Linked DNA regions of Homo sapiens: region 2 is linked to region 1. A link is an interaction called in ENCODE POLR2A ChIA-PET data of the cell type or tissue named here. Cell type or tissue: OCI-LY7. All regions are shown on one strand. Links, peaks and the distances in the headings refer to the core of each region. The heading gives the core; the rest is flanking DNA.

Evidence for each region. ChIA-PET counts read pairs that join two places held together with the same protein. Peaks named below come from ENCODE experiments on the same cell type or tissue, not always from the same donor. Only the 100,000 strongest peaks of a DNase experiment are listed, where the experiment ranks them.
Region 2: POLR2A ChIA-PET joins it to region 1 with 7 read pairs; 1 of 35 experiments calls an interaction of 5 or more read pairs at or near these places.

The regions. Positions count from the first base shown.
Region 1 is chr7:101,741,146-101,751,101 of GRCh38, forward strand. No RefSeq gene overlaps it. Among named protein-coding and RNA genes, the nearest start is that of CUX1, 72 kb to the right of the region's middle. RefSeq lists enhancers at 1-78, 199-268, 1,752-2,695, 3,324-3,844 and a silencer at 2,575-2,694. In OCI-LY7, for the core only: CTCF peaks have their summits at 2,205 and 2,410; DNase peaks (open chromatin) are centred at 2,386, 2,646, 3,066, 3,596 and 2 weaker places; H3K4me3 peaks cover 2,452 bases; H3K27ac peaks cover 3,781 bases.
Region 2 is chr7:101,976,933-101,986,888 of GRCh38, forward strand. The region is part of intron 2 of CUX1 (cut like homeobox 1); the gene reads left to right. Among named protein-coding and RNA genes, the nearest start is that of CUX1, 160 kb to the left of the region's middle. RefSeq lists enhancers at 1,661-2,302, 4,830-4,949, 4,980-5,089, 8,113-9,025, 8,350-8,509. In OCI-LY7, for the core only: no CTCF peak of the experiment used is centred there; DNase peaks (open chromatin) are centred at 4,360, 5,079, 6,389 and 6,665; H3K4me3 peaks cover 2,212 bases; H3K27ac peaks cover 3,924 bases.

The DNA of each region.
Region 1 (9,956 bases), core at 2,037-6,036:
TTTTTTTTTCTTCCTTCCCCCAAGGGATGTCTCTTATCTGAAGGTTCTTAGGGGCTTTTGGTGCTGGGCTGTTTACCAATGGGTGACTGTTAGTGTCAGAACCAGCCTCTTGGGAAGAGTGAGGTGAAGAAAAGCAAGACCAGGTGAGCCCTTGGTCATCCACACAGCCACAGGAGTACAGGCTGGATGGGACAAGCACGCCCTGGGCAGTGAAGGACCATGGCCACATCCAGCTCTCCTGCCAATTTCAGGCTCCGTCTTCCAAACAGGGCGCGATTTAGCCAAGTGAAAGTGAGTTGGTGGCTGGGCGTGGTGGCTTAAACTGGTAATCCCAGCACTTTGGGAGGTGGAGGCAGAAGGATCACTTGAGGCCAGGAGTTGAGATCAGCCTGGGCAACATAGTGAGATCCCACTCTATAAAAAATTATAAAGTTAGCCAGGCGTGGCTACACAAGCCTGTAGTCCCAGCTACTTGGGAGGCTGAGGAGAGAGGATCACTTGAGCCCAGGAGTTTCAAGCTGCAGTGAGCCATAATTGCGCCACTGCACTCCAGCCTGGGCAACAGAGGGAGGTCCTGTCTCTTCAAAACAACACATTTAAAACATTTCACCTGTAATCCTACCACTTTGGGAGGCCAAGGCAGGTGGATCACCTGAGGTCAGGAGTTCGAGACCAGCCTGGCCAACATGGTGAAACCCCATCTCTACTGAAAATACAAAAATTAGCTGGGTGTGGTGGCTGGCACCTGTAATCCCAGCTACTCAGGAAGCTGATGCAGGAGAATCACTTGAGAGGGGGCGGAGGCAGAGGTTGCAGTGAGCTGAGATCATGCCACTGCACTCCAGCCTGGGCAACAGAGGAAGACTCTGTCTCAAAAATAAAAAATAAAATAAAAATAAAACGTTAGAACAGTGCTTGGTACACAGTGATGGCTCAGTAGATGTGAGCCAGTTATGAGTACTTAAAGCATAGCCTGTGCAAAGAGGCCGTGCTTCTAGCTTCACCTTTCCAACAGCATCTTTCCAGAACTTTCTATCTCCTGGTGGGCAAGGACCGTGAGAAACACCATAACCTGGAGAGGAATTCTGGGTCTCAAGATGGCTCCAGTTGTGCCTGTCTTAGGCAAGTGGGGTGGTGTGTGTGTGAGGGTGAGGGGTCCCAGGAAGGGTCCCCACACTTCACTCCTGCACCTCTCGCTCCCCACAGCCCCCCTCCCCTTTTCTAACTCCAAAAAGCCCAGAGGCCCAGCCGTGTTTGGAGAAGGAGGGGGGCCCTGAAGCTTGGGCCACCTTCAAAGTGACTGCAGGGAGGAAGATGTGGACACTAGACTACGTACTGACCACTCTGAGAAGGAAGCCCGCGGGGGAAGGTGGATGGGCGGTGGGCGTCACGGCAAAGGGGTTTAGGGGAGACAGGGATGTCTGTGAGCTGTGGGAGGTGCACACTGAAGACCCAAGAGGTGAGAATGGATGGAACTGCCCCTGAGAAGGGGGACAGGGGTCCCCTCCTCCCCTGAGAAGGAACAAACCGTTGCACTTGTCGGCAGGGCCCTGAGAAGTGGAAAGTGGATTTGATCTTCCTTAGACCATCACGTACCCGCAGCACCCTAGAATGTAAACAGGGCTGGGAATGCGATGACCAGGTCCTGGTACCTTAAGGGCTGGTACCTCTACCTCCATCGGGACCTGGTGCCAGAAATAAGAAGATTCTTAGACTATCCCCACTGGAGGCTGGGCGCAGTGGCTCAGCCTGTAATGTCAGCACTTTGGGAGGCCTAGGCGGACAGGTCACTTGAGGCCAGGAGTTCAAGACCAGCCTGGCCAACATGGTGAAACCCCTCTACTAGAAATACAAAAATTAGCCGGGCATGGCGGCGGGGGTCTGTAATCCCAGCTACTCGAGAGGCTGAGGCAGGAGAATCACTTGAACCCGGGAAGCGGAGGTTGCAGTGAGCCGAGATTGTGCCACTGCACTCCAGCTGGGACGACAAGAATGAGACTCCATCTAAACAAAATAATAAATAAAAAATAAAAATAATAAAAGAATATCCCCACTGGAAGGGTCCTGCAAGGCCAGCCACGAATCTGTACAAGTCCTCGGACAGACTGAGAAACTGAGGCTCAGAGAAGCGGCCCCCACCCCATCGGAGCGTCCCAGCTCCACGCGCGCGCCTGGCAGGGGGCGCCCTTCCCCGCCGCGCGTGCCGGGCAGGGTCCCCCAAGGAGAAATCCCTCTTAAAAGAGTTTTTCCTTTCGCGTGAACTCGCCGCCTGCATCCAGCAGCGCGGTCTCCAAGGTGAACCTCGCACAAATGCGTTGCAGATGTACGTCCTTCCATTTCTGGCTACCGCGGAGCTGCTCGGGAGCGGCGGCGGCGTCCCCAGAGCGATCCAGCCCGCGTTTTCCGTTCCGCCCGCCAACTTTTGCAAGCTGTAGTTATTTGATAATGATTTTTTTTTCAAACCTCTCCCAATAATTGTTATCCTCCCCGCCCGGTGCAGCTCAGGTGATGGGCACAGACGGCAACGCAGCCGCCGCCGCCGCCTCCTCCTCCTCCTCGTCCTCCTCCTCCTCCTCCTCCGGGTGCGCTAGGCTCTGGCTCCAGCCCAGGGGGAAGAGCCACAGCGGAGGCGCCTTCTGCAAAGGCAGCGGGGACGGCCCCGGAGGCTGAGCCAGAGCGACCCCGGATCCGCCCCCGCCCCCCTCCATGAGGCCTCTCACACCCTCCCCCGGCCCAGGCCACCTCCCCCAAAGCCCACTCTCCGGAGGCCAAGGCTGTCTGGTGAACGGCTAGGGGCTGCTGGGCACAGAGTTCAACGCTGCAAATATTTATTAGACACCTACTGTATTCCCAGGCCCTGAGCAGAGCTGGCCTCCAAAACAAATGAGAACAGCCCTTGCCCTCAGGGAGACTGGGGGACGCCACCCCTAACCTGGGAAGGTGAGAGGGGCTTCCAGGGCAGGGATACCCCCGACAGAACCTGCTCAAAGTGCCAGAGCTAGACAAGGAGGGAAGGCTTGGCTCCGCAGCAAAGCTCAAGGCAGAGCTCCGCCCCTCCCCCATCACCTTCAGCCCTTCCTCCGGTTTCTGCCAAGGGTCATCACTGAAAGCACCCTCAGAGTCTCTTTTAGAAAGCTACGGGTCTCTGCGGTCGTGGTGGCTCACGCCTGTAATCCCAGTACTTTGGGAGGCCGAGGCGGGCGGATCACTTGAGGTCAGGAGTTCGAGACGAGCCTGGCCAACAAGGAGAAATTCCGTCTGTACTAAAAATACAATATTTAGCCAGGTGGGATGGTGTGTGCCTGTAGTCCCAGCTACAGCCCATCGCTTGAACCGGTGATGAGCCGAGGTCGTGTCACTGCGCTCCAACCTGGGCCAGAGCGAGACTCTGTTAAAAAAAAAAAAAAAAAAAAGCTACCGGGCTCAGAAAATGGAGTCATGTAGGTAAGAGTGGAAGCAGGTGGCTGAGAGGCAGGCCCACACTAACTCCTTTTTGGAATCCCTGAGGTGCACACATAAACAGGGGTGGCAGGAGGGCAGGCTGGAGAGGGCCCAGGTGAGCTGCTGACCCCCACGGGACGGGGGGAGGTCACATCTGGGTCTGATGGCTCAGCCACAAGTGGTTTGAAAGGGGCCCTTTGCTGGAGGGAAGTAAGCCCAACCTCAGCTTGGTTACATCCCCAGAAAGCCCGGAGAGTTCTTTTTTTGTTTGTTTGTTTTTGTTTTTTAAGCCTGAGCTCATTTTTTAAGTTTTTAAGTGAATATTCAGTTTTGGTTTAAAGTTTTTAAATGAATACTAAGAGTTTTCGTTAAAGTTTTTTTTACGCATACTAAGTTCTTTCTTTCATTAAGCCTGGGTTGATTTTCAGCTTTTTAATGAATACCATTTTAATTATTTATTTTAAATACTAAGGTTTTGTGTTTTGTTTTGTTTGTTTTTGTTTGTTTATTTGTTTGAGACGAAGTCTTACTCACTCTGTCGCCCAGGCTGGAGTGCAGTGGTGCAATCTGAGCTCCCTGCAACCTCTGCCTCCTGGGTTAAAGTGATTCTCCTGCCTCAGCCTCCCGAGCAGCTGCGATTGCAGTCATGCACCACCATGCCTGGCTAATTTTTGTATTTTTAGTAGAGATGAGGTTTCACCATGTTGTCCAGGCTGGTCTCAAACTCCTGACCTCAAGTGATCCACCCACCTCGGCCTCCCAAAGTGCTGGGATTACAGGCATGAGCCACCGTGCCTGGCCTTAAATGCTAAATTTTTATTTTAATAAGTTTTTAATGAATTCATTTTAAGTTTTTTGGGGGTTTTTTGTGGGGGTCCAGGGGGGACCAGGTCTTGCTGTGTGGTTCTGTCACCCAGGCTGGATGCAATGGCATGATCATAGCTCACTGCAGCCTCACACTGCTGGGCTCAAGTGATCCTTGGTAGTGGCCGGAGTTCTGGGTACCTGGAGGTGGGCAGTGATAGAGGCATTTCCCAGGCAGGAGGTACCACTTAGGTGATGACTGACTCCTGGTGACTCTTTGACCTTGCCTGAACCACGAGTGACTCTGGAGCAGCGAATGTATTATCTCTATCACGCCAACCAAGAGCTGATATAGATAGGGCATTATTGAAGATCCATCTAAGGGCAGATGGAAGAGGGGCCCATGAAGCCACACTCCAAGGTCTAGTTTTCTTGTTGTTTTTTTGGGGGGAGTGGGAGACAATTATGGGTTTTTGTTCTTTGAGGGATTTTGGGGGTTTTGTTGGTTTTTTGGTTGGGTTGTTTGCTTTTGAGACAGGGTCTTGCTGTGTCACCCAGACTGGAGTGCAGTGGCACAATCATGCCTCACTATAACCTCAACCTCCTGGGCTCAAGTGATCCTCCCACCTCAGCCTCCCAAGCAGCTGGGACTACAGGCATGCACTGCCATGCCTGGCTCATTTTTAAATTGTTTTTTAGAGATGGGTTCTCACTATGTTTGCCCAGGCTGGTCCTGGACTCCTGGCCTCAAGAGGCCCTCGGCCTCCCAAAGTGCTGGGATTACAGGTGTGAGCCACACCACAGTTGCCCTCTAAAGTCTAGTTTTATCTTGTGAAGAGTGAGGAGCCGCTATGAGGTGATAAGTCAGTGTCCTTCCAGACCCTTCCAGGAAGCCCACTCCGACTGTTACCCTGGGGTTCACTGGTATCTCTGAGCACCTTGTGCTTCTGAGCCAGGCCCCCGGCTATGGAAGGGGTGGGGGCGATGCTCCTAGAGGTTGGAGGACAGATCATGAATGACAGAACAGTCTGATTTTCCTGGAGGACGCCCCTCCTTAGACAGGGCAAGCCCCCAGCCAGTGCCTCCTCCTTCCCAGCACTCAATGCTCCTCCTCTGCCTCCTTCACCTTTCACTTCCTCTTCCTCCACCTTCTGCTGCTCACCAGAGTCCAACTCACATTTCTTTAAAAACTTAAAATGGGCTAAGTGCATGGTGGCATGCACCTAAAATCCCAGCACTTTGGGAGGCTGAAGCAGGAGGATCGCTTAAGGCCAGGAGTTCGAGGCTGCAGTGAGCTATGATCACACACTGCTGCACTCCAGCCTGGTTGACAGAGATCCCATCTCTAAATATTAATAATAATAGACTGGGTGTGGTGGCTCATGCCTGTCATCCCAGCACTTTGGGAGGCTGAGGAGGGCAGATCACCTGAGGTCAGGAATTCGAGACCAGCATGGCCAACGTGGTAAAACCCTGTCTCTACTAAAAATACAAAAATTAGCCAGGCCTGGTGGCGGGCACCTGTAATCCCAGCCACTCGGGAGCTTGAGGCAGGAGAATCACTTGAACCTGGGAAGCAGAGGTTGCAGTGAGCTGAGATCGTACCACTGCACTCCAGCCTGTGCAACAGACCATGATTCAGTCTCAAAAATTAATAATAATAATAATAAAATAAAGCTTCTTTGATGAACGGATCCAAAATTTTCCGATCAGAAAATCTAGAAAGAAGGTATTTTAATTTCAGCATATGTGTAAGTTTCATGGTTTCAGGGGTGTCCAAGGGAGAGAATACAGTCACAGGCTCTTAGTTTCTGTTTCTGGTTGGGTCAGTAAATCCCCTTCCTCATCCCTCTTTTCCGCTTGTCACTAGAGACAGAAACTAAAAACCATGGTTTCAGGCTGCTAAAAGCCTAAAACAGAACAGAACAACAACAGCCAAACAAGGCAGGTTGGGCAAGCTTGATAGGGTTTAGTATCATTTTTTATTGTTTATTCTGTATGGACAGGGCACATCATCTGCTCATTGTGGGACCTGCGCAAGACCCAGATCAGGGCTACCTCCTCCAGGAAGCCTTCCAGGCTCTACAGGCTGCGTCAGGTCCTATCTGCCGTGCTCCCACAGCCCCTGGGGTCCTCACCATTGCAGTCCTCAATACGCAATATTGGAGTCATTGGTTTACCCATCCCTCTCCCTCATCACGAGCTCCTGGCGGCAGAAACTAGAGTCATTCCTCCCTGCGTCCCCAGCGGTGCAAGCAAGGTGCCAGGAACAGTTAGTGGCACTGAGTCTGAGAAGCAGGCTGGCCTGTGTAAGTTGCCTTCTGCTCCAGCTGTGTCCTGGGTTGTGATGGGATCAGACCGCCTTCTAAGAGGCCCTTTCACAAGCTTGCCACCCTCCCCCACCGGGTTGTGGGACCCTCTTTGGAGCCTCAGAGAAATCCCTTTCTTCCTGTCTCCCTGGACTCAGCCACCACCCTCCCAGCCTGCCGGGAGGGGACTCCCACAGACACCTCCCCTCCCTGTCCAGCCCGGAGGAGGGGGATCAGATGCCGGGCTGGAGGCCCCTTGTCTGCACAGAGGCAGGATTTATCTCAGTTTGGGGAGGTCTGGGGCCCCCAAAGTCCTAGATCATCATTAGTTCCATCAAAGAGGCGGCTGTGATCTCAGAGACAAGATGCATGGTGTTCAAATTGGAAACAGCCTGGTGGGCCGAGGGGCCGCGCTGGGCGGGGAGAGGGTTCGGGCCGCCTCCGGGGGACCCCAGGACACTGGAGGCATCCCACAGACGGTCACAGGAAGAGGAGGAGGAGGAGGAGGAGGAGGGAAGAGAAAACATTCCACTCAGGCTCCAGGGAAGAGAGCCGTGCACAGATGGAGCAAAGCCAAGTCTGCGAGTCAAGGCGACCTCCCCACGGAGGCTGGAGAGAAAGGATGGCCAATTGTACTCACCAGTCACCCCATGAGGGTCCTACTGCGTCCCACCCCGCACCGCAAACCTTCGTGGGCCCTGTCTCACCACCCACAGCAACCCCTGAGAACTAGAAAGTGAAGGAATGCATTGCCTTTGCTTTACAGATGGGGAAACTGAGGCTCGGGTGGGGGGAGGGCAAATGGATGTGCCCTAGATCACCAGGGGTACCTGGCACGGCTGGGGTTCCAGCCCAGGTGCCTGGGTCTCTGGAACTTCACCCTGACTCTGGAAAGCCATAGCAAGGAATTGGTTTTTTTTTTTTTTTTTTTTTTTTTTGAAACGGATTTTTGCTCTTGTTGCCCAGGCTGGAGTGCAGTCTCGCGATCTCAGCTCACTGCAACATCCGCCTCCCGGGTTCGAGCGATTCTCCTCCTCAGCCTCCCAAGTAGCTGGGATTACAGGTGCCCACCACCATGCCTGGCTATTTTTTTTTTTTTTTTTTTTTGTATATTTAATAGAGATGGGGGGCTGGGCACAGTGGCTCATGCCTGTAATCCCAGCACTTTGGGAGGCCGAGGTGGGTGGATCACGAGGTCAGGAGATCAAGACCATCCTGGCTAACATGATGAAACCCTGTCTCTACTAAAAATACAAAAAAATATTAGCTGGGTGTGGTGGCGGGTGCCTGCAGTCCCAGCTACTCGGGAGGCTGAGGCAGAAGAATGGCGTGAACCAGGGAGGCAGAGCTTGCAGTGAGCCGATATCGCGCCACTGCACTCCAGCCTGGGCGACAGAGCGAGACTCTGTCTCAAAAAAAAAAATAGAGATGGGGTTTCACCATGTTGGCCAGGTAGACCTCAGGTGATCTTCCCGCCTTAGCCTCCCAAAGTGCTGGGATTACAGGCGGGAACCACTGTGCTCAGCCAAGGGATTGTTGAGTGTGTACAGTTCTCTATCCTTGTCGCTGCCTGTTAGCGGCTGGCACCGAGACAGCAGTTCGATTTGAAACTTGAGGTTTAAAATAGAGCTGGAGAAACAAAACAGAAATTTCTCCTAAATATTGAGAAGTAGCCATACTAGCAGACAGAATGAGATTTAACTGGCACATTCAACTATAGAAACAAACATAAAAGATCTCTCCCACCCTACTGCTCTTTGTGGGTAACCATCTCCGTCTAGACCCCCTCCAAAGGATGTCCTCTAACCCCTGCCCACCCCACAGGCCTCCAGATATCTGGTCCCTCCAGTTCCCCTGGTCCCCCACCTGTGCTCCCCGCATACTCCCCACAAGTCCCTTTCCAGTGGATGGAGGGTAGTTGAAGCCGCTGTCTGCTGGTGCTGTGGGCCACCTGGGTGCAGTCCCTGCCTGGCTCTGCTGAAAAGACAGAGGCTCTGACTTAGTGGATGTGGCCTCCAACCCCCAATGGACAGAGGGAGCCTCCAAGAGGTAGCCAAGACATTAAAATGCCTGCAAGGTGGGGGGGGTGGTAATGCTTTAGTGGACGATAGGACCAGAGAAGTGATCAGGTGAGGAAGTTGTCCCTAGGAGCAGGGGAGAGAGAGGAGATAGGACTTCTGTTGGTCGGGCATGGCAGTTCATGCCTGTAATCCCAGGACTTTCAGAGGCAGAAGTAGGAGGATCACATAAGGTCAGGAGTTCAAGACCAGCGTGGGCAACATAGCGAGACCCTGTATCTAAAAAAAAAAAAAAAAAAAAAAAGCCTTCTGCCTAAGAGTGTTTCAGAGACTCTGTTTATAATGGTGAAAAATGGGAAACAACCTAAATTTCCAGCAATAGTTAACTAATCCCATGTGATGGACTATCAAATCACCATTACAAGCAATGCCTGTGGACTTCTTTTATTAGCATGGGAGAAGTGCTGTCAGCACGATACAAGATTAAATGAGATAATTTATGTAAAGGATTTATCACAGTGCCTGCCACAATATAAACACTCAAAAACTATTAGCTGTGGTGTGTGATAAAGGCAGGAATGAAAAAACATATATATATGGAATAATTCCAGATTTGTAAACAACAACAAACACGTTTTAAAAGGCAGGAGGGGCTGGGCACAGTGGCTCATGCCTGTAATCGCAGAGCTTTGGGAGGCCGAGGCGGGAGAATCGCTTGAGCCCAGGTTTTCAAGACCAACCTAGGCGACATAGCAAGACCCCATCTCTACAAAAAATTTTAAAAATTAGCCAACCGTGGTGGCGCATGCCTGTAGCCGCAGCTACTCTGGAGGCTGAGATGGGAAGATGACTTGAGGCCAGGAGTTTGAGGCTGCAGTGAGCCATGATTGCACCACTGTACTCCAGCCTGGGTGATACAGCAAGACCCTGTCTCAAATAATAATAATAATAAAGGCAGAAGGAAATATTAGAAAATATTGTTGAGTTGTGGGATAATTGGAGATTTGGGGGCTCACTCCTCTGTATTCTCCAATTTTTCTATGAGTGAATATATTTTTCTATTAGTGGAAATTTTTTCCAGCATTTTATTATGCAAATTTCCCAACATGCAGCAGAGTTGAAATAATATTACAATGAGCAAATATATACCTCTTCCTAGATTCCACACTAACATTTTATTATCTTTTATCTCACAACCATTCACCTACCTAACCTCGCTCTATCCAGCCATAAATCCATCCTAGTTTTCATAATGCCTTTCATTTTATATTTTTATTTTGTTTTGAGATGGAGTCTTGCTCTGTCCCCCAGGCTGGAGTGCAGTGGTGCGATCTCGGCTCACTGCAACCTCCGCCTCCTGGGTTCACGCCATTCTCCTGCCTCA
Region 2 (9,956 bases), core at 2,899-6,898, 240 kb after region 1:
ATGTAGTTTCGTTCTTGTTACCCAGGCTGGAGTGTCGTGGCATGATTTCAGCTTGCTGCAATCTCCACCTCCCAGGTTCAAGCAGTTCTCCTGCCTCAGCCTCCCAAGTAGCTGGGATTACAGGTGTGTACCACCACACCCGGCTAATTTTTGTATATTTAGTAGAGATGGGGCTTCACCATGTTGGCCAGGCTGGTCTTGAACTCCTGACCTCAGGTGATCCTCCCGCCTCGGCCTCCCAAAGTGCTAGGATTACAGGCGTGAGCCACTGCACCCAGCACCCTTCCTGATTTCCATTTCCGCTTTTATCTCTCCACTCCCGAAGATGTATCAACCCACAAGGAACTTCCTTCCAGCCCTTACTTAAAACATTGCTCTTTTTCCAGCTCCAGATATTCCCTACATTGGCTGCCACTCCTCCTTGTCTCTGTTCAGTCTTGGAAAATTGGTTTGGTCCAAGCTGAAGCTATTCTTTGAAGAAATACCATTATTTTTAAATAAAAGGATTCCCCAGCCTGGACAGTGTAGCAAGACCCCATCTCTACCAAAAAATCAAAACTTTAGCCAGGCATGATGGTGCACACCTGTAGTCCCAGCTATTTGGGAGGGTGATGCAAGAGAATGGTTTGAGCCCAAGAGATCGAGGCTGCAGGTTAGCTATGATCGTGCCACTGTACTCCAGCCTGGGCAACAGAGTGAAACCGTGGCTCAAAATAAATAAATAACATAAAAAGATTCTCCTTTGAGAGAATCGCTTGAACCCAGGAGGCAGAGGCTGCAGTGAGTCGAGATTGCACCACTGCACTCTAGCCTGGGTGACAGAGTGAGACTCTGCTCAAAAAATAATAATAATAAATAAATAAAAAAGATTCCTCCTTCCAGGAGCCAAGAACTAGGAATTTCAAGCTGCAATCTTGCTTTTTAAGCATGGTTATATATGGGGGGTCAGCAGAATGTGTGAAAATTATTGAAAAGTAAAGCATGAGATGTGACTGAGCTCTTGAGAGCAGACCACTTTCCCCTTCTTAAAACGTTTTTTTTTTCCCTGACCCCTGTCTGAGATACAGGCTCTCCTGGTTCGGCCCACCTTGCCCATCACTCTGCTGGGTCCCCACTCGCGCCCTGCACCTGAGGTTAGAGGGCACATAAGTCTCGGGGACCTGCCCTTTGATATCTACAAGACCCTGTCCTCAGGGGATCCCATCGACTCTCGTGGCTTAAAATACCATCCACAGAAGGATGGCGTCTATATTTATATTAACCCAAATATTCAACTGAATATTCAACATCTCTACTTGGAAAGACATCTCCGGCTTCACATGGCTTCAAAAGAGAACTGTTGACCCCTCCCACACACACCGCCTGCACCACCAATCCCAGTCCCCCTGTCACCTCGGGAAATGGCGTCACCACCCAGGGGCTGCTCAGGCTAAAACCTAGGTGTGCCCTGGGGCTCCCCCTCCTCTCCCCCGACATGCCTGGTCCACCAGCAAGCCCGTCCTTCCTCCTGGATACACCTGGGCTCCCAGCTACACGCTGTCACCTTGGCCCAAGCCACTGTCATGGCCACCCCACCACCACTTCCGTTCTTGGCTGCCTTCTGTCCATTCTCTTTCCCCAGCGGCCTCAGTTTTATTTCTAACGAATGCAGTTCAGATCTTTCCGTCTCCCTGCTAGACCCTCTGATGTCTTTCCATCCAACCTTCCACATTCTGTGACCCCACGTCGCCCTCACTGGCTGGGCCACGGCCCCTCTAGCCCCGGTCTTCACCCTTGAACCTGCCTAGCCTCTGTCCTCCTCCTCTGCGCCCCGTGGCTTCTTCCACTTTCTTCCACCTGGCTCACCCGGAATTCCAGCTACTTGTGCTCTTCCTGTCACACATTGCCTGGTGTGTCATTTCCATCTCTGTCTACCTTTCCCTCCTAGAATGCCATTCCCATGAGAGCACTTTCAGGCCACTTCACGGCGTACGTCCAGCCCCAGGCACAGAGCCCGGGGTATCATAGGTGCACAGTAAACATCTGTTGATGGGCTGGCTGGATTCTATGTGGGAAGCATAATGACCAGTGGTCACAAATTACTGGGGCCAGAGGGGCGCTGCCTGGTGTTAACCGCCTGGTGCCTGCCCTACCTTTAAAGCCAAGAGTGTCCATTTAATGAGCAAGAAGCAGAAATCCTGGGCAAGCAGTGCAGATGTAGGCTCTCGGGAACATGTTGACCACTCAGAAAACCTTCCAGGAGGTGAGTACCAGGAGATGGAGGTGCTCTAGACTGTGATGCTGGGAAAGGATTGTGGGCTAGAAAAAGGGCTCCCTAGGGCCGGCATATGGGCCACTGGGTGGAAGAGGGGCTCTGAGACCCTCACCCTGGAGCAGGTCATCACCCACACCGAAGGAATGAAGCGTGAATTCGGTCACGCTTAAAATGTTGAATTGTTGGCAAAAGCCCAAGTTAATGAAATAGCATGGAAAATGGATGTGATGAGATTTTTGAATTGTAATTAGATTAACATTGTCACTAGTTATCAGTCTGATATATCTTATAAATCAAACGTTGGGTTGATTTATCTTTTATCACTTCTAGGGACTTACTCCTAACAGTAACTCACAAACCAGCCCCAAATCAGAGCTGGTAGGATGGGCTCCCAGCTATCTTTAGGAGGTTTGTTGGTTTGGGGAAGACAGCTCCCCCTTGGCAGGGCTCAGGTGTTTTCTTTCTTTTTTCTTTTTTTTTTGAGACGGAGTCTTGCTCTGTCATCCAGGCTGGAGTGTAGTAGCACAATGTCGGTTCACTGCAACCTCCACCTCCTGAGTTCAAGCAATTCTCATGCCTCAGCCTCCCGAGTAGCTGGCACTACAGGTGCCCACCACCATGCCCAGCTAATTTTTGTATTTTTAATAGAGATAGGGTTTTACCATGTTAACAGGCCAGGCTGGTCACGAACTCCTGACCTTAGGTGATCCACCCGCCTTGGCCTCCCAAAGTGCTGGGATTACAGGCGTGAGCCACCGTGTCCGGCTGGGTGTTTTATTTCTTCGTCTGTTATTCAGGAACTTTGTTTCCAGCGCTGTGAGTATGAGTACAGGCCCAGGGCTGGGTGACAGAGTGCGGAGAGCGGGGCCCTACCCTTGAGCTGTTTCTGGAAGGGCTCCCAGCCAGCACCGGGCTTAGGGAGCAGTGCCCTGCAGTGTCATTCTGGGCCAGGGAGGTTGTGATGAATATTATTCTCAACAGAGGGTCCCCAGGGCAGTGATGCCACTACTCAGGATCTTACAGAAGAAGAACCTTCAGGCTGGGTGTGGGGGCTCACACCTGGAATCCCAGCACTTTGGGAGGCCAAAGTGGGAGGATTGCTTGAGCCCAGGAGTTCGAGACCAGCCTGGGCAACATAGCAAGACCCTGTTTCTCCAAAAAAAATGTTTAAAAAGTAGCTGAGCATGGTGGCATGCACCTGTGGTCCCAGCTACTGGGGAAGCTGAGGTGGGAGGATTGCTCCACCCGAGAGGTCGAGGCTGCAGTCAGCTGTGATTGTGTCACTGCAGTCCAGCCTGGGCGACAGAGGGAGACCCTGTTTCCAATTAAAACAATAAAAATCTTCATTTTGAAGAATCTGACCAGTTCTCTACCTGGCACTTGAGTGAAAAATGACACAATCCAAAGTAGGTGGCAGATTGGTTCTCACTCAGGCAGACCCTGGAGACACCTCTCCCGCTTCTGACTCAGGGGAGAGTGCGGTGACATAAACCACCTTCTTCTGCTCTAGGCCAGCTTGTAACTGTTCAGCCAGCCAGCCGTCTCCTAACTCTGTGACCCCCGGCCCAAGAACAGGGCTCCTGAAGGCCCCGAGAACCAGCCCGCCGTCCGCACGGATGTACCTGGAAGCCACAGTGCCCCACACCCCGTGGGACTTTCTCCCGAACACAGCACCTGCGCTTCCTGACTCCTCTCTCTGAATCTGGCCTTTGAGTTCAATGTCCTGGGAACTTAACTCTAGGGATGCTCTTTCCCCCTTTAGCTACCGAGTCACATGCTGCGTCTTTGGAAATTTCAGGCAATATTTAGTTTGGTGCAAAAGTCATTGTGGTTTTTGCAATTAATTGCAAAAATAATAAATGGAAAAATGAATTTGTGGACATCAGGCTTGCCTAGGGAGATGACCTAGGGAGAGGCCTCTTTTGGCATAGCTCCTGAACAGGGAGAGGTCCTGACATGAATACCCCCCGTTTTGTGAATCCTGAGCCAGTACTGTGTCCCCGGCCCCCTCCTCCCCCAACCTATACACACGCCTCACTTTCCCTTGCAGGACGTTTTCTACCACAGTTCCTCTCTCCTGACATAGTATGTGTTTGTTTCTTACTTGTCTTGCCGCATGAGGATGTAAGTTGCCTGAATTCAAAAACATGTCTTCTTTTTTGTGAATGAAAGAGTGGCTGGCATGTAGCAGGTACTGAAATTATTTGTAGAGTGAATGATAAATCTCAGTTCAGGGCACTCAGTGTGGCCTGGGCTACGTGGAATAGCCAATTGGTGGCCACAGAGAGTGGCCAGCCATTCCCAGGCTGGCAATGTGAGTCTTAGCCACTCTCTTTTACAGATAATGTGCTTATTAAAATGATATCCCAGGCATTCCCCAGTGGTGTTTGAATCGTGAATGCAAATGTCAGAGGCTCTGAAGTTTAAAGTCTTTTTTTTTTTTTGAGACGGAGTCTCGCTCTGTCGCCCAGGCTGGAGTACAGCAGTGCGATCTCGGCTCTGCAACCTCCGCCTCCCTGGTTCAGGCGATTCTCCTGCCTCCGTCTCCTGAGTAGCTGGGATTACAGGCAAGCACCACCACGCCCAGCTAATGTTTGTATTTTTAGAAGAAACGGGGTTTCACCATGTTGGCCAGGCTGGTTTTGAACTCTTGACCTCAAGTGATCTGCCGCCTTGGCCTCCCAAAGTGCTGGGATTACAGGCGTGAGCCACCGCACCTGGCCAGGTTTCAAGTCTTGACTCTAATAAAACCAGGGAGGTTTCGCTCAGCCACATAAGTGGGAGGGAAAATTAACTGTTGCTTTCTGTATTCACCAAGATGGCCTAAAATAAGCAAGCAGAAAAGGGAAGAAAGAAAACCAAACCCATGAGGTTGTCCAAGTCGATCTTGGCAGGTATTTTCTTGCCTGTTGATTGCTAGAGTTTCCCTCTACCTGCATTGCAGGCTGAAATGTATGACTCAGCCCTGACCAATAACATAGCAGTAAAAAGTAGTTTCCCCTGAGAGCTTTCTCTTCCTCCATAGCTGTGACTGCTGACATCTTCCACTGTAAGTGAGAAAAGTTGAGTGTGCCCTGCTGCCTCGTTTTTCTCACCAAGGTGTTATGAGCTGGTAGGGAAGGCCAGGAGCTAGGGCAGCAGCTTTAGAATTAGTGCAAGAGACAGGAGGACAAGTCACTGGGTCTCCTGAATTTCCTCACCTGCAAAACAGGGACAGTTTTTAAATTTCTTTTTTTTTTCTTTTTTTCTTTTTTGTTTGAGATGGAGTCTTGCTCTGTCGCCCAGGCTGGAGTACTGTGTTGTGATCTTGGCTTACTGCAACCTCTGCCTCCCAGGCTTAGGTGATTCTCATGCCTCAGCCTCCTGAGTAGCTGGGATTACAGATGCGGGCCACCATGCCCGGCTAATTTTTGTATTTTTAGCAGAGATGAGGTTTCACCATGTTGGTTAGGCTGGTCTTGAACTCCTGGCCTGAAACGATCTGCCTGCCTCGGCCTCTCAAAGTGCTGGGATTACAGGTGTGAGCCAACAGGGACTTTTTTTTTTTTATTATACTTTAAGTTCTAGGATACATGTGCACAACGTGCAGGTTTGTTACATATGTATATATGTACCATGTTGGTGTGCTGCACCCATTAACTCGTCATTTACATTAGGTATATCTCCTAATGCTATCCCTCCCCCCTCCCCCCACCCCATGACAAGCCCCGGTGTGTGATGTTCTCCTTCCCCAACAGGGACAGTTTTAATCAATCCCCTTTCTGGGTGGTGTCAGGACACCCACAGAGGTGTGGGTCTAAGCGCTTTGTGAGTGTCCACGTCCTGTGCCTAAGGAAAGCACTAGTCATTCATTCATTCACCCAACAGTTCCTGACGGCCCACCTCAACAGGAAGGAATATTATACAGCCACTAAAATGTAAAATCACCAGTGCTGTTCAGAAGGACGGAGATGTTTATGTCATTGGCTGTGTGACCAAAAGAAAAAGTTCTGCTGGGGATGTGGGATGGGCATATACGTGTTTTGAATATAAGATCTTTCTTTAATGCTGTTATATTTGGTCTCCATAAAATAATTATTCTTTGGGTGACAACCTCTTAGAAAAAGAAAGACAAAAGCAGCTATTTGCATAAACCTCAGCCCAGGTGTGGTCTCCAGCCCCAGGAAACTTCTCTAACACCCCTCCCATCCTCCCACCAGTGGTTCCTCCCTCGGTGGCATGAGGTGGTTCAGTTTTTTTCCTCTGTGCCCACCCTGGGGTGCCCTGGGCCCATGGCCACTGACTGCAGTGAACAATTATGTGTGAGTCTGTTAGTTCATTTGCATTGCTATAAAGAAATACCCGAGGCTGAGTAATTTATGAAGAAAAGAGGTTTACTTGGCCCATGGTTCTGCAGGTTGTACAAGAAGCATGACGCCAGCATCTGCTGCTGGTGAGGCCTCAGGAAGCTTCCAGTCATGATGGAAGGCAAAGAGGACTTGACATATCACATGGGGAGAGAGAGAGTGAGAAGGGGGAGGTCCCAGACTCTTTTAAACAACCAGATCTCACAAGAACTCAGAGCAAGAATTCACTCATTACCAGGAGGTGGGCACCAAGCCATTCATGAGCAATCTGCCCTCATGGCCCAAACACCTCCCACCAGGCCCCACCTCCAACACTGGGGATCACATTTCAACATGAAATTTGGAGGGGACACTAGCCGGGTGTGGTGGCATGTACCTGTAATCTCAGTTACTCAGGAGGCTGAGGCAGGAAAATCGCTTGAACCCGGGAGGCAGAGGTTACAGTGAGCTGAGATTGTGCCACTGCACTACAGCCTGGGTGACAGAGCTGAGACTGCACCACTGCACTCCAGCCTGGGTGACAGAGCAAGACTCTGTCCCCCCCCAAAAAAAAAAAAATATATATATATATATATATATATATATATATATATATATACACACACACATATATATATGTGTGTGTGTGTGTGTGTGTGTGTGTTAGGGGACAGATGTCCAAAGTGTGTCAGTGTCCATCATGGCTATTAGACTGTCAGGCATTGAATATGGGCCCATGTTTTATTTCTCTTTATTTCCTCATTGTTGAACACATGGGTGTGCCTCCTATGGATGGGACCAGTGGCTGACTCACCTTTCCAAACTTGCATCCTGATGATCTGTAAAGTGTACCCACCCTGTAAGATTGTCGTGGGACAATGTAGATAAAAACCTCGATATACAGCCTAGTACACAAAGGACGGTGTAAATATTCTCTTCCGTGCTTCGTAGATTTCATTTTTGAACGCTCAGATTGTTCTCCGGCAAAAAAAAAAAAAAAAAAAAGTGCTTGCAGTGAGAACCTGCCCTGCACTCTCAGGCGAGCTGTTGGGTGCAAGTCCTGCAGGACTGAGCTCTGAAGGCCACCCACACCCTGGGTTGTGCTTGGATGATGGCATCCCTCCTGGCACAAGCGCAGATGGGCAGTCGGGAGGGAACATCAGCCTGGGAAAACTAGATGTCAGTGAAAAATGCTGGAGGTGGCTGGCGTTCGCAAAACTCAGTCGTAAAAAACAGCACGTTCTCAGTACAAAATGAGCACTGTTAAAAATAAACCGCGCAAGAAGAAATATATGAATACGAGGGCATGGCAAACAGTTTTGCAAGGTATTAAGATCGCATTAATCTTAATTTTATTATATATTAAAGTTTCTAACTTTTCAAATAATGCAGTTTTCGTTGTTTTAAAACGTCTGAGAATTATAGAGCTATTTGGTGTGGCTCTCAGGCAAGGACTCCTGCCATTTATTGGGGCCCTGGTTTTATTTAATAGCCAGATGAATGGAATAGTTAATAAAAGAAATATTGCTTTATTCCCTGACATTTATGTCCTTGGTTTCCAATAAAGAATTGAAATTATGAATAGTTGATGGTTTAAATTGATGTTTTATGTTGAACGCTAGCTATAATTTGCCCTCTGAGGATTGTAATACCGAGAAACAGATGGTTTCTCACAGTAACAAATTGCTATGTGTATACACGCTATAGTCTTGGCTTTCAGATACTTTCACCTTTGGTTCTGAGCTGCTCTGCAGACGGGAGAGGGGGGTCGTGCGGGGAGATCAGCCTCTGGAGGAAGGGGTTTCCTGCCCTGTGGGGGAGACACAGACAGGCCCTGGGGGTTCAGGGAAACTGGGGAAATGTAGCTAGCCTGGCATGGTGTCAGTACCTGGGGCCAAGAGGAGCGTTCTGTCCACGATCATGGTGGCAGCTGCAAGGTAGTGCCTGCAGGACTGCTGTGCATGTGGCTGTTTGACACCATGCCGTGCTGCAAACTCCACATCTTCCTAGAACAACCAGGAGAATGCCGTGGAGACTTGTTGCCAGATTTTTGCAGTTGCCCTGCAGTGGAGAGGTTAAGAGCTTGGACTCCGGAGCCAGGTGGCTGGGCCACTTTGGGGGAAGTTTCCCAAATTCCCACATCTCAGTTTCCTCATCTGTAAAATGTGCATAAGAGCAAAAGCCACCACCCTGTTTTGAGGATTCAGTAAAACCATCCCTCTAACACAACACTGAGCCCAGTGCCGGGTATGGTGTCAGTGTCTGCCAGGTAATGGTGTAACGAAAATTACAAAGCAGATTGATGTGGTGTGATTCTTGACGTTACAAAAGCTTCCTTGTTTTTCAGAGGGAGTTCCCACAGGGGTTCTTTAGACAGGCAGTGCATTAAGGTTGCAGAAATTTACTTTCCAGAAGGTTTTAAAGGAACGCAGCTTCAATGGCAGCAAGGTACCTGAAACAGGAACCCTTCCAGAGTGTCTCTGTTTTGTTGGCCTTTGAGACCTGCCGCTTCTGACTGCGGGGACCTGGGCTGCCCCAGATCTGTCTGTCAGAAGCCTGGAGTTGTTAAGCTGGTGAAATTTAACACCACTGTAAAGAGCCCCTCACAGACAATTCAGGAACGCTTACAGATAGAAACCGGTCCTGGTTTTAAGGTGTAATTTTGCACAAGTGTTAACAACAAGAGATGGAATTGGTAACGAGGCACTGGGGTCGGATCTTCATATTTTTGTCACATTTCATCGGTGAGATCAGTAGGTCTGTCTCCCCTAAGAGGAGTGTGGAATTTAGTGTTTTTCCTTTTTTGGGCTGTGACCCAAGAGCTTGTTTTCAAGATATGTATTTATTTAGAATACAAGGCTCTTTTCCATAAGGAAAGAAAATGTTACAGAAATGAGCTCTCAGTTAATTGAATAAGAAACCTGTTCGTCTCATGACTCACTTAAGAGAGAGCTGGCAGCCCTTCCTGAATGCCTATTACAGGCGGCACTGTGTCCTTTTACTTAATCTTCCCAAGGAGGATGAGGGTTGCAGGCTCCCCAGGCCCATCGCTGTGTTGGTGAGTGACAGAGCCTCTGTAAAGGAATGGGGATGAGCTCTGAGCCCTTTTCCCGTGGGCTCTGCTGCCTGGAGGCATGCCCTCCCTCGGCTTGTCTTCCAGCTCTCGCACAGAACCAAGTGTTAACTGGTGGTGGTTTGGAGACGAGAGGAAATGGACCGTAAGGACCATTGAGTTGGCATAAGGAGACCAGGGCCCAACTCCGGACCCTACCAGAGCAGAGTCTTTCTCCTCTGTAATGTGAGACTGTAGAGCTCTAGAATGTTCCTTCTCCAACTCAGAGCTGATGCTGTCAGGGCCCTGCTGCAGGGTCCTTCAG